Regions from separate parts of the Mus musculus genome. Here region 2 is linked to region 1. Evidence: chromatin loops called from intact Hi-C (ENCODE). Cell type or tissue: left cerebral cortex. All regions are shown on one strand. Links, peaks and the distances in the headings refer to the core of each region. The heading gives the core; the rest is flanking DNA. Region 1 has its middle 100 kb from the start of Gm41044. Region 2 has its middle 32 kb from the start of Pik3r1.

Region 1 (8,341 bases), core at 267-8,266:
AACCTCCGCAAAGAAGGTCACAACTCACAGGTTGAGAATTGCTAGCCTGGAGGTACAACTGAGTCACAGAAGGTGCTCACTCTCTTTCCTGTTCATCTTGTGGGCCCTGGAATTTAGGGGGAGCTAGACTCACAGAAGGAGGTTTTTGCTTGCTGCTTTGCTTTGCTTTGCTTTGGAAAACAAGATTTTAGATTGTGGGGGTTATTTGTTTGTGGTTGTTTGTTTTTGCCAATTGGAAACAAACAAAAACTACCATGGGAGTGACACCAGTGAGCTCCCAGTCATCAGACTTTGTATTTTCAAAAGGGTGTTTGTCCTGTTGACCCAGTCTCTTCAATTGGTCATATGGTCGATACTGACAGCTTTCTTTTTAAATGTCCCCAAGGGTGGCACAAGGGTGTCTTGGATTTTGACCACAACTAAATCTGAAAGCTGCTTTTGATAGTCCCAATAATCGGTGCCTTTTCGTTTCCTGCTCTAGAAGTAGTTACTTACCTTGAGTGTGAGTTGGATTTATTTTTGAGGTGCTGAGATTTGAACCCAAGGCCTTATGCATGGCTAGGTCAGCTCCCTACAACCACTAAATCCTAGTCCCCAAGATTCCCATCTATAGAGTAGAATACAGCAAAAGTAATGCTATAAGTTTCTCAAGACTGGATAATGTGTGCCCATGGCCGTCTATTTTTCTAGCATTCTTATCCCCAGGAGTCTTAAGAAAAGGCTATGAACTTTGTGAGAGGCTGAGGTGTAGAGTTTCTGAACAGTAGCTGTCAACCATCCTGTGCAAACCCCACCCCTACCCCACCTTTGTTCTTCAAACAACACTGGGATGCAAGTATTTGCATGGCATTTTCATTGTATTCATTGTTATCAAGAGATAATTTAAAGTATACAGAAGGATGTAGATCAGTTCTGTGCAAAGAGTGCTTAGTTTTATATAAGGGTCTTGAGCATCCAGTCTCCCATGGATACCAAGGAACAGCTATATATCTCCACTTCTACTTTTGTCAACAAGTTTCTCTGTAACACAGTGTCCTACTTTTATGTGGCTGCTTTTCTCTGAGTGAGAAAAACAATTTTTTTTTAAAAAAATCTGAAATCATTGTTCTATTAGAAAAAAAAATGCCCACTGTTTTAAAAGCACAGATTTATAGATTATAGTTCCCATGGTAACCCCTTGACCTAGAGACCAATTCTAAATCATCTTAAATGTCAAAATTTTATATTGCTGATCTTTTAATGATAATCCAGATGGCTCTGGACTTAAAACATTTATGGGAAGTGAGCTTCATTTTATATCCTTTTGTGGTAATAGAGTAACTATAGAAAAATGCATAGAAGTCTTTTTATATAACTTTATTTACCTTAAGACTATTTCTTCTTTTTCTTCTCTTCATCCTCCTCCTCCTCCTTCTTCTTGCTTCCAGTGCTCACCTGCTTTTGATAGCACCAGTAGACATCTTATCAGACCCTTCCTTCTCTATTCTGCCATCAAGAGACTGATAAGCCTTTGTTTAACCTTCGTGACAACTGGAAAACCTAACAGGCTGTTCTTCCTGGACCAGGACCATGAGACTTAGTCCTTTATAACCTGAGACATCTAAATGCAAACCCTATGCAAGGGGATTTTCTTTACCTGTTCCCGGGGTCCAGAGCTACATAACCCTCTCCAGGGGACTAGGAATATTCCCTGTGAGTTCTATTTTCCCCTACAGTGATGATAAAATTCGAGACACAGAGAGGGATCTCCTGCTATTACCTTGCTTTTCTCTGCCACTTCTCAGAATTGGCAATCCTGCATCAAGAAGCACATTAGTTTAGGGTTTGTGAGTTTGTAAGAAGGGGTAGATGGAAACCAGGATACATATTGGAGGCTCTGATGAAGGACTACCTGATAGCAATAGTGACAGCCTTACAACCGTAGCATCAGAATCACATACAGATTCAACATCAAAACCCTTCCAACCCTGCTCCCTTCTTACTCTAAATATCTCCATTGGCCCATCTCATCTCTTCTCTGCTGACAGCATGGCCTGGATGATCCTTACACAACCTCTGCCTATGAGAAGTTGAAGCAGAAAGATGGAGAGTTCATGGTCAAGTTGGACTACATCATGAGACTCTGCTTCAAAAAGAAAATACATAAAAACATACTAATGAGTGAGACTGTATTACTGCAAGGCTGATATCTGCTTGATATCATCTGCTGATAAATCTGCTATCATTTATTTTTAAGAAATGAAATAAAGTATCTGCAAACACTGCTACTCCCTATTATCCTGCCCTGTACCCAGCTAAACATCTCTATGCAGTACTGTGGTGAGCAAAAAGCTTTGAGTCTCAATCCACTTTATTGAATAAATCACAATGAAGTTGACAAGATTATCACATTTACTAATGAACATAAAACTAGGGAAAATAGTATAAATAGTTTAGCTTTTGCAAAAATGATAAATGTGTTCTATGTATGCCAAGGATGGTAGAATATTGTCCACACCATCTTAGACCAGTGGTTCTCAACTTGTGGGTTGATCCCTTTAGGATTGAATGACCCTGTCACAGCGGTCTCCTAAGACCCTCAGACATTACAGATATTTACAATATGATTCATAACTGTAGCAAAATTACATTTATGAAGTAGCAATGAAAATAATTTCATGGTCACCACAACATGAGGAACTGTGTTAAAAAGGTTGCAACCTTAGGAAGATTGAGAACCACTGTCTTAGGCAGACATGATAACCTAAATCCAAATTATTTGGTTCAGGGTTTGCAAACTACAGTCCATGAGTAGAGTTCCCTCTATTTGTTTTTATGAATAAATTTCACAAAATGCACTAATTTATCTACCTTTCCTGTGGATGTGAGGTGTGGGAGATGGCACCGTAAGGCTGTACACAAGCCACTGAGCTACATCCCTAGCCTTAGTAGGTGCTTTTAAGTTACAGCCATAGAACAGAGACAAGCGACTGTGGCTCAAAGAGCCTGAGCTATCCATTCTCTACCCTTTCGTACACTGCAATCCTGCTCCAGTCTGTATTCATGCCAAGGAGAACTGGCATGGAGACAACTCCTAAGCAGGAGCATCTTTTTCAGAGGCCCATTGCACAGTGAAAGCATACAGCCTCCTCTTCCAACTGTTAAGCAGACACAACTTATCATACCAAGCATGGGAGCCCATGCGATTGACAGACAGTAGACGGGACAGGCCATGAAGGCACTCCTAACTAGAATGCCTTCACTAGAGTTTTCTCTTTGTAACACTATTTCCATTTTCATTCCCAAGTATTTTTGAAGCCAAGTATAGAACAAAAGGAAAGTGTTAACAAAGTTTTATCATGTAGCAATATGACATAAATGAAGTTCGGAGTTGCCAATTGTCCTAGTTACTGTCTATTACTGTAACTAAACACCATGATCAAGTCAATTTACAGGAGAAAAAAAAAGGAATTTTATTTAGTTTATGGTTTTCAAGGATTGGAGTTCACAAAAGGAACAACTGAGAGCTTACATCTTGATCAAAGAGGGCAGGGGTAGTGGAGGTGGGGGGAGAAAGAGAGAGACAGAGACAGAGACAGAGACAGAGAGAGACAGAGAGAAGCACAAGCACACTGGCACAGTGGGAATCATATAACTGTTTTACCCTCCAAAGCCTGTTTCTAGTGGCACAATTTAACAAGACCACACCTACTAAGCTTTCCCAAACAGTTCCATGAACTGGGGACCAGATGTTCAAATATTTTAGCTTAGAGGGAATATTCACATCCAAGCTCCTCATTTCACTCCGTAGCCCCCTTAGGTTTTTGGCCATAATATAATGCAAAGTTTATTTAGCTTAACTTCAAAAGCTATATTCTGTAATAGTCTCAACACAGTGCCCTGAGAATCAAAGTACTGTCTTAATTGTAGCCCCCTGTAAAATCAAAAAGTGAGTTACATATGTCCAAATTACAATGAGACAGAATATACGTTACCTTCCCAAAAGGGAGGCGTTGGGGCAACATGAGGAAATCCTGGACCAAAGCAAGACTGAAACCCAGCTGGGCAAACTCCAAATCATACGGTTCTATATCTGATATCAGAGTTCTAGCTGGCTATCGCTTTTCCTACTGAGACAGGGTATGCATTGGGCATCATTTGCATCTTTTAAAATGAGAAAGGAATGTGTGTTTTTAATGTCAGGAAAGGATTCAACTTCACACTGTATGGACTGTTTCTGAAATCAGGATGGATAATTATAATTCAATCTGTCAGCAATGGGAAGTGAGAACTCTGTGTTCATGGGTTCTTTGGCATGTCTAGTGGCTTTCTCTTGCCTCTTTACTCCAAATGAAGTTGAATCTGCCATCTTGGGAACTCTGGCCATTCATATACACATATCTTTTTGGTTTAAGCAGATTCATTGATGCTTGATACAAAAATAGTAGCTTCACAAATATGTGATTTCTTGAACTTCAAGATAGGTGCTAACATCAACTGGTACTCAGGTGACCTCAGAGTGGGACACCCCTAACCACTGTGAAAGATGACATAGAAACCTAGTTTTGTTCTAGAAGTGATTGTTGACTACCCGGGTCTTTTTCTCCATGTGAGCAATCCTGTATCACATGATGAGTCTCTACTCCCAGGGGAAATATGCATTTGTCATCACAGTCCTGCTGTGGTTGGGGAACCATATGTGCACCAAGACTAAACTTGGGTTCCCTGGCAGATTGCCCCGTGAACAAAAGCAGAAATCCACTAAAAGGACAGGGAAGTTAGATTCATGACCTAAAAGGGGAAGATTAAACCAAGATGTGCCACGAACAGAGTGACGCTGCTGAAGTGGAAAGAAAGGTCAGGTGTCCTGGAGGTCAGCGAGACCCAAGGGGAGGAAGGACTGGAAATAAGCTGCCAGGGTTTGGATTCTAGCTTCATTACTGTGCATTTCTGTACATTACTGAAGCAAGTTAGCTGAGTTAGCTATGCTTCATTTTATTCATCCATTAAAAACATAATGAATAGTATCTATCTCACCAGGCTGTCTGCTGCATCAATGTTTGCTGCAAAGCCTTCATTAATAACAACATCAATATTGAAACTAGAATGCAAACTCTGGCATAAGAAGTGTAAGTCATTGTGCTGGATTGCTCAGTGCATTAGTCTAACAGGATAATAAAACAAATAGCATTGACTAAGAGGCTTATACAGAGAAATCCATCTTTTACAATTCCAGCCACATAAGAAGTTACACATCAGGTGTTGCAGAGTTGGTTTCTCCTGAGGTCCCCTCCTTGGTTTGAGGCTGGCTGTCCTGAGTTCATATAGTCATCCCTTTGACACAAATGTCAACATTTCTTAGAAGGCCACTAGTCGCACTGGTTAGAGTCTATCCTAATGGCCTCTTCTGAGCTTCACAGTCTCTCTGCTGGCCCTGTCTCTGAATACTGTCACCTTCTGAGCTACTGGGAATCAAGACATGGAAAGTCAAGGAGGTTAGGGCCATACCCATAAGAATCAGTTTCATTAAGCTAAAATTATGTTCCATTTATCCAAATGGCTCTAAATTGGCCAAACATAGGTACCAGTTTCAAACTTGGAGACAGAAGGGCAGTAGCCTCGGCCCTCTGGAGGTCACTGCAGTTGTTGAAAGCAACAGACGCTGAATGCCAGGGGGACCTAGTTTATTTACCCTGGCTCTCCTCTGATGCTCAGCCTGTATTCTACACTGGTGACCACCGGAAATGAGGCTGCCCCCTCAGCAATCATCACATACTTGAGAGCCACAGGCTTTCCCCACCCTTTTACCTCCACATTTCTATGTCTGGACGTGCCTGGCTTCTTGAGTGACTAGCTAGGAAGGCCTCTGATCTGTCCCCCAGCTTCCCCTCATTTCCCACAACTGTGCAATCTAGTTAGGAAGTACTTATGTTGTCCTGTAACTCCCAGAGTCACCGCTCATGTGACTGAACCCCGAGTAACACAGAAAGAAGAAGAGGGGGCCTTCCAAACCTGTTACTGAGAGCTATGAGAGTCCGAAAGCCTGCCGGTATTCCCAAGCCTGAGCTCATTCAAAAGCCCACGGACGCACATCGTTCCTCTTTCCATTTTGTTCTGATCCCAGTATGTTTCACAAATGGCTGCCAAGTAAAGGTTCCCGGAATCATAGTCACATCATCAAGTGGCGATCAAGTGAGGTCCCATAGGTGGTAAGCAGGGGTCACTGGCTCAGAATAGAGAACAAAGTTCTTAGAGGGTGCTTTCCAGGGAAAAAAAAGTGAAACATGTACGCAAAGTGTGAGAAAAGACTAAGCGTGGGTCACTGGTGGGAAAGTATAGAAAAAAACAAAACTTAACAAAGGAAAGGCATAAAAAAAAATCGAGGCACTTTTAAAAAGTAACTAATTTAGTACATACAAAAATCGGACGTGTATGGTTTTTTTTAATTACATTAGAAATTAGACAAGATATGTAATCAATCTAGCCCCATATTGAGAAGTGAAGGAGAAGTTTCAGACTGTGATGTGATGTGATGTGATATGAAATTGTGGGGAGAGTGTATGAAGAGATGGGAAAGACCTGTTGGAGGCCTGGCTGAGATGGCCCAAGAGGCAACTCCTTTGAGAGGCCAGACTGTATGTCTGTGGTAGCTGTGAGAGAACAGTAACAGCAAGAGAAGGTTTTAGAGAGATATGAGAAGATAATTATATAATTAGGGACTTATTTGGGGAATATGAGAGCCAATGAAGAGGAAGAAATGAAAAAGAACCTTGTGAGAAAAAGGAAATTAATCAGAGCTCAAGTGGAAGGAAGATCTGAGTTCTGGTGAGGCCTGGGCATTTTTATCACTATAGGGGGGAGGAAGAAGACACAGACCAACAAAAAGAGATTGTGTATATGTGTGTGTGTGTGTGTGTGTGTGTGTGTGTGTGTGTGTATGTGTATGTGTTGTGTGTGTGTGTGTGTGTGTGTGTGTATGTGTATGTGTTGTGCATGTGTTTGTCTATATGTGTGTGTGTGTGTGTGTGTGTGAGTATGTGTATGTATGTATGTGTATGTGTGTGGTGTGTGGTGTGCCTGTGTGTATGTGTATATGAGTACGTGTGTGTGAATGTGTATATGTGTATGTATGTTTATGTGCGCATATGTATTTGTGTTTATGTGTGCATATGTATGCATGTGTGAATGTGTATATGTGTGTGTTTGTGTGTGTGTGTGTGTGTGTGTGTAAGACTGAGATGAGGACACCTCCCTCCTTTCACTTCACCTCTGCATACTTAAGTATGAAGTCTCAACATACTTTCCTAGAGCTCTGTCCCAACCCCTGCCACTTTGGGAGGTCAGAGAATGAGGAAAGACCTAAGTCAGAGAGGAAGAGATTATAAGCCAAGAGAGGGAGAGAGGAACCATTCTGTTGGAGTCACACAGCTAATTAGGGACTGAAATCAAACTGGCTCCGAGCCTAGTACTCTTTCACTACCAAATTACCATGTAATATTGAACAGATGGGAGTGATTAAGGCTTAGGGCCATTATGAAGGCTAGCATAACCTGTGTTGCATCCAATAAGAGAACGGAGTAGAACCCCAGCCGAGAGATTTGAGCCTCACATTGCAGGAAGGGATAATTTTACCCACTGTGAGCCATGATTAGGTTTGAGTGGATTGAAGTAAACTGTAAACTTTTTAAAGTCACTGCTTCACTGCAATCCAACCCAGCTGGGCTAGAGAAACCCTGGCTGCCTTGGGTGGCACTCAAGGCACAGGAAGGGAGAAATGCCAGGCAGGAATATCCAGAATATGAACTGAAATCCACTCTCGAAGTCACACAGAGCCTCTGCAAATCTTCGTTCCACTCCATTCAGAGGCATGTATTAAATACACTGAAAGTTTAGACACTACTTAAAAATAACATTCGCCACTCCACCTCCACACATGTGGGGGCCTCGCAATATAACTTCAATGACAAGAGGCTCTTCCTCAAAATAGTCTTCCCTTAGACAGCTCCTTCATGACATCATGCAGCTTAAAAATCTTCTTTCCTTCTGTATTTGCATTTCTAAAATATCTTGGAACTTGGTATTTATTTTGATTGACATTTTTTTTATCCACCCTGTGGGTTTCAATTCCCCCTTCTCTTTACAAACGATGTAGAATTGTGAGTGCTGGCTATCTTAGTCATCTTTCTAGTGCTGTGGCACCATGACCAAGGCAACTCTTAAGAAAGAAAGCATCTAATTGAGGGCTGGTTTACAGTTTCAGGGGTTTAGTCCATTATTGTTCATGGTAGGAAGCATGGCGGCAGCAGGCAGGCACTGGAGCAGTCACTGAGAGCTATATCTTGATCTGTGACTTCAAAGATCA
Region 2 (8,341 bases), core at 130-8,129, 110 kb after region 1:
AGGACATAGCGATCTGTGAACAACCTCAGGATGCAGGCAGAGCCCAGGATGCACACATCCAATTTTGTGCTTAGCTGGTACCCTGCTGTGCCTGCTGTGCCTGGGTGGAGACAGATTCAGAGGATCAAGGTGGCCAGCATGCTCTACGGTTATTGCCTACTCTGGCTACTCTCAGGACAGGGTTGGTACACCTGCCCAGAAGGTGGAAGGATAGGGCCAATTTCACCAAGAGTTCCTTGAACTTTAGAGCTGCAACAGGATTGGGGAGGGAGAAAGGGATTCTCAGAACTGGATGTCCAGAAGACAGGGTGGCCTAGAGTGGCTCCTGTGCTGGGAGTCCTAGATTAGCAACAGAGAGTTGAGCATAGAGGTGGGGCATGCCAGGGGAAGCAGGGTAACAGCATGTGTCTTCTCAGGGTCTCAGGCATCACTGCAAAGTTTCTTATGGAGCAAGGACTCCACATAGCCTTCACAGACACCTAGCTTCATACAGGCTAGCCTCTGGCTTTTCCAATGTGTATGGAAGCACTAGTGTGAACTTGTGGAATAAACACACACACACACACACATGGTTAGTTATATATTATGTTATATATATATTTATATATTATAACACACACATATCTTTCATCTGGTTTTGACAATCCATCTGTCAAAGGGCCATATGCTCTCTCTCTCTGAGCTTTCAAAGGTGACATGTTGTTGACTGTAACTTGAAGACTTGAAGTAGAGATGGAACAACGACTGATGAGCATAAGTGGTATTAAATAAGTTATTCTGAGAAAAATGAATCACCGGGATCAGGAAGACCATTGTGAGAGTGACTGTGTCTCCCTACTAAGAAGGCCACAGTGTGAGGATAGAATGATGCTAGAGAGAAACCTAACCAGCTCTTCAGCCAGGAGGTCATGGTCAACATCAACAGTCATAAATCATGTTCAACTGTCAACAGACCTGTAATGAAAAGCTGACATTGTACCTCTGTGGTCCTCCTCCCCCAAATCTATTACATCTGCTCTAATCGTGAAAGAAAGAGAAAGAGAGAGAGAGAGAAGGGAGGGAGGGAGGGGGAGAGAGAGAGAAGGAAAGGAGAGAGGGAGGGAGGAACAGAGGGAGAGAGAGAGAGAGAGAGAGAGAGAGAGAGAGAGAGAGAGAGAGAGAGAGAGAGAGAGAGAGAGAAAGGAAATTAGACAAATCCCAGTAGGGGCGTCCTCTTACCACTAACGAGTCAGTTACCAGGGCTCCTTAAGACTGTCAAGGTCACTGAAACTGGAAAGCTTTCAGAACTCTTAGAGCCAGTACAGCCGAGAATAGACAAGAAATAAATGTATCATGGGAATCACAGGTAGAGGGAGCTTGTGGTTCAAAACTACATTCCCAGCATTTAGGAGACAGATTCAGGATCGCCAAGAGTTCAAAGCCAACCTGGGCTGTTGCCCAGTGAGTTTGTTAAGTGAGTCCCAGGCTAGCCTAATCTACAGAATGAGACCCTATCTCAAACAAACCAGCCCACCCACCAATAAAGACAAACAAAACCCTAAGGAAATCTTAATAAACTATTGTCTGCCTTTGGTTAGTATATCAATATTAATTTTTAAATTATAACAAACATACATGACTGATGTACCTTAAGGACAATGTTAGGAATAAGGGACCAGGAAGACAGTTTATAAAAGCTCTTTGTACTATTTTATTTTTCTTTAAATATCAAATTGTTGTTGAAAAAAATCTTTTCCAAAACTTTGTAAGATCATATGGCCTATTAGCAGTGGAGCATTTCATCCAAGCTCACAAGCCCAGGCCGAGAAATATTTACTGGAAAAGGAGGTTTTTTCGCACGCATAATTTTCCAGAATTGTACTATCCTCTGTAATGAAAAGAGTGATCAGTGCCTTGTATCTGAATCATAAATTTAGTCTGCGTTCCCATGGTAGGTCACCTGCTAGGGCCACAGCCATCTAAGTAGCATCAATATGGGCTCTGTATGGCATTAACTAAGAGCTTTCCCGTACAAAGTGACTGTTACTTTTATACTCCTACTAAGATTGGGTTTCTTTCTGTAACATTTATAAGCAGTGTAAAAAGTTGGACGATTAACGTCTCTGAAACGTTATTTTCTCTTTTAAAAGAGAAAGAACATAAAGGCCACAATCAAACTTTGAAGGGCTGTACCTACCGAGGGAACGAGTACAAATTCAGTGCCTGGCACCTCAAAGTTCTCGGTAAACGATGTTTGATAATAAACACAGTTATCTTTCCCAATCAGGAGAAGATAATCCCCTTTGGTCCACAGGAAACATGGCTCGCAGCTCTTTCCTCGGCATGTTTCCTAATTTAACTACACGAAGCATCTAGAAGGCACTCTGCCAACAGCAGCCTCTGGTTTGTATCTAAGCAAGTCTTGGTCATTAAGCAAAGTCAGGGCATCACTGGCCAAGCAGAGAAAGGCCACGCCACAGGGTACATCTGTGCTCGCCAATGCTCTCTGTTCTTGAAACAAGAATGCAATAATTAATAAATAAATAATAATACAATAATAACAATAACCCAGGACAGTTAGACAGTGTCAGATCCCAGCCCCAGGCTGGGGGGGGGGGGGGCGGAGGGGACGGGTAGGAGGGCTCCTTTCTCTTCTTGTTCCTCAGCACCTGTCACGGAGACGGGATGCAGGCTCGGCGGCCGCTTCCTCCTGCCCCCGCCGCCCGCCCGGCGGACCCTCGGCTCCCGGCAACGCGCCCGCGGCCCACGCCGACTAGAAAGCGCCCATTGAGCGCCTGCAGCTGCCGGTGCCGCTTGCCCAAAAACTAAATAAAGCCCCGACTGCAGTTCCAGCGAAGAAGACACTACTGTGTTCTTCCCAGCGCAGTCACGGCTATAAAGCATTAAATGCAAACTGCTGATTGTTAACGCTGCATTTGTTTACACCCCGAATCTTGAATCACAATGGGGTGGCTTTCGGGCTGCCAGGGCCGGCCAGGGCCGGCTTTATCCTGAATGCTGCAGCCTGTTCCCTGACTGGCCGCGCAGAAGGAAGTTGAGTAAATAGCATCGCCTTTGGCTTGCTGTGTGTGTGTGTGTTGTGTGTGTGTGTGTGTGTGTGTGTGTGTGTGTGTGTGTGTGTGTGTGTGTGTGTGTGCGTGTGATAGATGTCTGCTATGGAGACCAGTGGGATTTTGTTCCTGGTAGGATTGAAGGGAATGTATTGGAGAAGCCTTACTCTATTTGCGGATGTGTAAAACGTTCGGGGATTTGTAAGGTCTCCCAAAGGAGAATCCCCACACTGTATGAAATAAAGCAGATGCGAATGAATGAAAGGATTCTGGGATTCTCTTAAAGGGCTGCGGGGAAGGGAGAAGGATGGATGGGAAGTGTGGCCCACTGGCTAAGCTCGCTGATGGATAGCTAGCTGCAGCATTTATCCATCCCTAGCACCAAGCGTGACCATATATATGCCTTTAAAATCCAGCAGTCACTCTCTCTGCTAGTGAGTTAGAACGTTTTCACTTGAAAATATTGCAATGAAAAAAAGGCCCTTTGCACTCTGCCTTTCCAAGCAACAATCTGTGACAGAGCTTTTCTTTTTAAAGTTTGCGCCGTTAAGTTAGGATGTGCTTATATTTTTATGCAGTTATTTTAAATCTTTAAACATACACTGAAAAAGGAAAAAAGTTAACTTTCCTAAGTGAAACGTCTTTGTATCATGCTCTTCTGGTTTCTGGTGACCAATCCCTATGCCATTAGTATTCTTAAAACAATAATTCATAATGAGTAGAGTTATGCTTCACACAAGAAAATAAAAAACCTCCTGAATAGAGTTTGCTTATACCAGGTTGGACTTAAAACCTAGAATGAACTACTCATAGCTATCAACGTCAGGAAATGTATCTGCCCTGGAAACACACCACTGTCTTCAGAATAACTGCAGAATCATAGCGGGTTTCCGCACAGCATTTGGAAAGTACAGATACAGCGGTGAAATGACACCTTCTCACCTGCATATGTAATCCGAAGGGAAATGAAACGAACATGGGACACACCATGCAAATGAGAGACAAAGCTGGAAACCAGAGTGCTGGAGAAATGATTCAATTCACACAGGCATATGCTGTCCGCTGGCACCTTGCACCAGCCGACAGAGTCTTTATTCCACAGTGAAGAGCTTTCGAGTCGAAATGCAGAAGGATGCAGTGAAAGTCACAAAGGGGCAGATCTCGGAAGGGACATTGACAAAGCAGGAGGACCACCGGCAGTGCATTTGGAGCACCTGGTCCACCTAGAGCTGGTACTGGCTGTGAAGGAAGAGAAGAGAATCTGCAGTCTTGGAGGTCTCCCTGGGTAGGGGGGCTCACTGTCTGATGGGAAGATGAGATGTGCACAAGTCATGTGAGAACTGCACCGAGGCTGTAAGAATGGAGGGGATTGAACGCCTAATGAATGGGAGACCAGAAAACAAGACACACAATTCACAGGAAGACGATCGGAAGGTCTCGCACCAGAGAGAACGTTGGAGCAAAGGGAGAAGCCTGAGACTTTGCCAACAGGGAGACTTTCCTTCCACAGCTGGCTTAGAAACATAACTGTAGCTTGAAGGGTCCTTTCTTCCTAGCCAAGTTGGGACCCAGCACTAACACTATTAGATGCAGACATGCCTTCTTCTTCTTCTTCTGTCATAGGGAAATTTCCAAAAGATTTTGCCAAGGACACACTTAGACATTTTCAACATGTTCCAATTCAGAGTGGATCCACCATGTAAAAGAAGCATGGCATGAACTTGCTATTTAAATGGCACCTCTCTCTTTCTCATGTGGATTTTACATCCACCTGTACTTCAGGCAGTCATGAAACAAGTGTTTCCCCACTCCCATTAACTGATTTCAAACCCACAAGGATCTTGCACAAGGTTTGAGCTTACCCAGCCCCATAGACACACTCACCCCTAGACATTTCCTCACTCACAGTGTGAATGCTCTGTTCAGAAAGCGGAATGCAGACAAGCGACAAAGGCAAATGCAGCCAGAGTGGATGCAAATTATTAAATTAATTTTTTTGGAAAGCAAATTTAATTTTAATTAAATTTGAAAGCTTACATATTTGCAAAGACAGTTTGGTATTTAACTCTCAGACTCTTCATCCTAAAACCTTTTGCTTCCTTTGCAAACCTACCCAATGACTCCTAAGGTCAGGCAGAAACATAATTCCAGCTCTTCAAATAAAGAAGTCAAAATGAAGGGGCAAGCTTAGTTCTGTCCCCAGGTAGGACCTTAAATTGTCTGCAGTGACTGGAACCTAGATCAGTAGACGACAGCCTGTCCAGTCATGCAGCTGTATGACTTAGTTTGTTTTGTTATTGTTTCAAGACAGGGTTTCACTGTGTAGTCCTGGCTGTCCTGGAATTCACTCTATAGACCAAGCTAGCCTCGAACTCCAAGATCTGCCTGTTTCTGCCCCACCCCCACCCGGCTAAAGCTGTCATTCTAAGAAGGGGCTGGGTCAGGGGTTCACCTCCACTTGAGTTAGAGTCTTTGAATCTTGATCACATTAAAAATACCTGTGTTAAGATTAAAAAAATAAAAGACAGAATGGATTTATGAACATATAATGGAAGAATCACATGCCACAGGATGGAGCACGGGGGTAGGAGGCGAAAGCCTGTTCTTATCTTCAAGTTAGTTTTCCTCTGATCACCAGACCAGAATGTGCCTCAGTGTGGTTAGAGTAAGAGAAGACTCAGCGTGACTTTTTTTTTCTAACAGAAACAAATGTCCAGTCATCTGAGAGCACACCAATAGTGTAAAATAGAAAAGTAACTGTAATTTAAGGGCTTTTTTCTTTTTACATTATTAAGTCAGATGATTTTTTTTTCCTAATACTCATATCTCGCATGTGCATTTCTGGTTTGAAGAACTTTAAACCATGTTTCAAAGTTACATTTTTAAGTTTTAGAGCATGGCATAATTCTATGTTTGGAAATTTTAGGACAGCTGAATGATTTTCTATCTGTATGTATCTATCTAATCTATATTTATCATTTCTGGAGTGGGCTGTACACATAAAAAAATCTCGTGATAATGTGTTACCATTATATCTTTAATTCTTGGTTCTTGTAAGAATAATGTTGGTGAAGACATCACTATAGTCACTGTTAATACATAATTAATTACCCCCAAACCAGCAGCTTAGGCCTGTGCTTTCATTTTTGTTCTCAGCTTTATGGTTGAGAATCTAAAAAGGTCTCCGTAGGCAGGTCTCTCCCAGGACCTCGCCTACAGGTACAGTCAATGGTACCTGGGCTCCTGCCCCAGATGAGGCATGCACTGGCTGCTTGGAGTCCCTACTGATGGTCTCTTTGTTGTTGACTCCAGCATAGTGTTGAAGAGCAGCCAGATGTCCTGTGTGGCGGGTAACCTTACTTGGAATATGCAGGAGAGTAAGGCAGGACTTTCACTCTCAGTTGCCCCTGCCAGGGGCACCTCCCAGTGGGAAGAGGAAGGGGGTCTTTGAAGGCATGTTTTGAAGCTGTGGTGGGTTTCCTTTTGTTGTGTCCTTTAAGAAGAACAATTTGGTGCTTAGTTTCTTAAACTAGACTACAGATCATCTTCAAGACCCCACACGTTTGGGAGTTCGTTTTATGCTTCTAGAACTTAGTACGGGGCTGTTGTGTACCAAGTGCTACAAAACAGAATCAAAGGCCTACAGTCAAAAAAAAATCCCACCCTTCAAAGCAAACAGTCAGGTTTATTGTGCTGATAAAACCACCCTAGAGAGATAACCAGGATACCTTAGGTTGTTTGAGTCTGAGCCAGTCATCTAATTCAGCTCTTCTTCTTTTCCCTCCAATGACACAGTTGCAGGTTAAGCTGTACAGCCAAGTAGCAAAGACAGGACCATTGGTGCCCAAGGTCTAGTCATTGTTTCTGGTCCACCTGAAAGCTCTGTTTTATCAGTTATTGTTTGAGAGTTTGGTTTTATTGAAACTCAGAGAGACTCCAGTGGCTTAGATCATTCTTATACACAAGAATGGGGCAAGACTTTCTGTCAATCTGCTGAGTGCAGCAGGAGCCTTTCCCTCTCTCTCTCTGACCTTTCTGTCTATTCTAGGAAGATAAAGAAAAGTCCCAGAGGCCTCCCCAGGAGGCCCTGGGGCTCTGCATTGATCTCTGCAGTCTTGAAAAAAACTAACTTCCTGGCCGTTTCTTCTTGTTTCTCAGGAGAATCTTGTGGCCTATCTGTCTGGGACCAAGCAGAGTCTGAAAGGCTTCCTGTGACTTCTACACAGGCTGTGAGGAAGTAGAGATGTCACAGAATGTTCCAGGAACGTTAGACTATGTTTCAGGCAGTGCCTATGACTTGGGACCGTGATGTAAGTCATCATCTTGGCCTTTCGGTATGAGACAAGCAGCGAGCCCAGTAGCCACCTTTGTATCACGGAGATGCAGGTTTGCAAAGAAGAATGGAACTGTTAAAGAGCCTTCCTAGTGGCTACCAGGAGGGTAGGAGCAATGCTTTCTGGCTTAAGGTTTGTCTAGCTTTCCTGAGCAGAAGGCTTTTACTTCTGCATGTACTGTGGCTGTAATTAAGTGATTCACATTCACAATGCTCAGTATTTATCTAAAATACTCTAAGTCCTCATTAGGAGGGGGGAAATTCATTAACATTTGGCTTCCTGAACTTACTAATGTGGTACATCCCTCTCTAAGCTCCTTTTAACACTAGGGTTCTCCAGAGAAACGGAATAGTGTGTGTGTGTGTGTGTGTGTGTGTGTGTGTGTGTGTGTGTGTGTGAAGATGCAAAGAGATTTGCTGCAAGGAATTGCTAGTATTGTTATGAAAAGCTGACAAAGCTCAATGAGCAGCATACTAGAACCTTAGGAAAGCAGGGGTCACCAAGCTGGGTCCCAATGACTTGGCTTAACCAGAAGCCAGCTGGAGTAGCTCTAGGCAAATGCCAGTAAGACCAGAGATCCAGGGTAACCTGAAGACGAGAAACAAGGCAAAGCAATGCTTCAGCTCTAGGTACCCAGAGGGAAGGAACCATCTTTCCTGTAGTAGCCAACCTCTATGTTCTAAGCTTCTGCAATCTGCCTGAGTCTCACTCATGTTAGAGAGAACGATGTATTACCACGTCTACTAATTCAAGTATTAATTTCATCCACAAACACCCTCATACTCAAAATATGTTTGGCTGGATATCTGGGAAATCTCTTACACAGTTACTTTTGATACAATTAGCCATCACACTTACGGTGATGGGGTCACACACTACAGAGGACTAATCAGATAGAAATCTCAGATAAATCTCCATGATTGTAACAGAAATGTCTCTCTACTTACTCTGATCTGG

What was found. Peaks named below come from ENCODE experiments on the same cell type or tissue, not always from the same donor. Only the 100,000 strongest peaks of a DNase experiment are listed, where the experiment ranks them.
Region 2: a loop joins it to region 1, with 2.1 times the contacts of the local background. A loop is called at or near these places in 3 of 42 quality-filtered maps.

Annotation. Positions count from the first base shown.
Region 1 is chr13:101,905,589-101,913,929 of GRCm38, reverse strand. No RefSeq gene overlaps it. Among named protein-coding and RNA genes, the nearest start is that of Gm41044, 100 kb to the left of the region's middle. In left cerebral cortex, for the core only: no CTCF peak of the experiment used is centred there; DNase peaks (open chromatin) are centred at 881, 3,069, 4,697 and 7,871; H3K27ac peaks cover 1,022 bases.
Region 2 is chr13:101,796,085-101,804,425 of GRCm38, reverse strand. No RefSeq gene overlaps it. Among named protein-coding and RNA genes, the nearest start is that of Pik3r1, 32 kb to the right of the region's middle. In left cerebral cortex, for the core only: no CTCF peak of the experiment used is centred there; DNase peaks (open chromatin) are centred at 3,255, 4,092, 4,409, 7,190 and 3 more places; H3K4me3 peaks cover 1,184 bases; H3K27ac peaks cover 1,473 bases.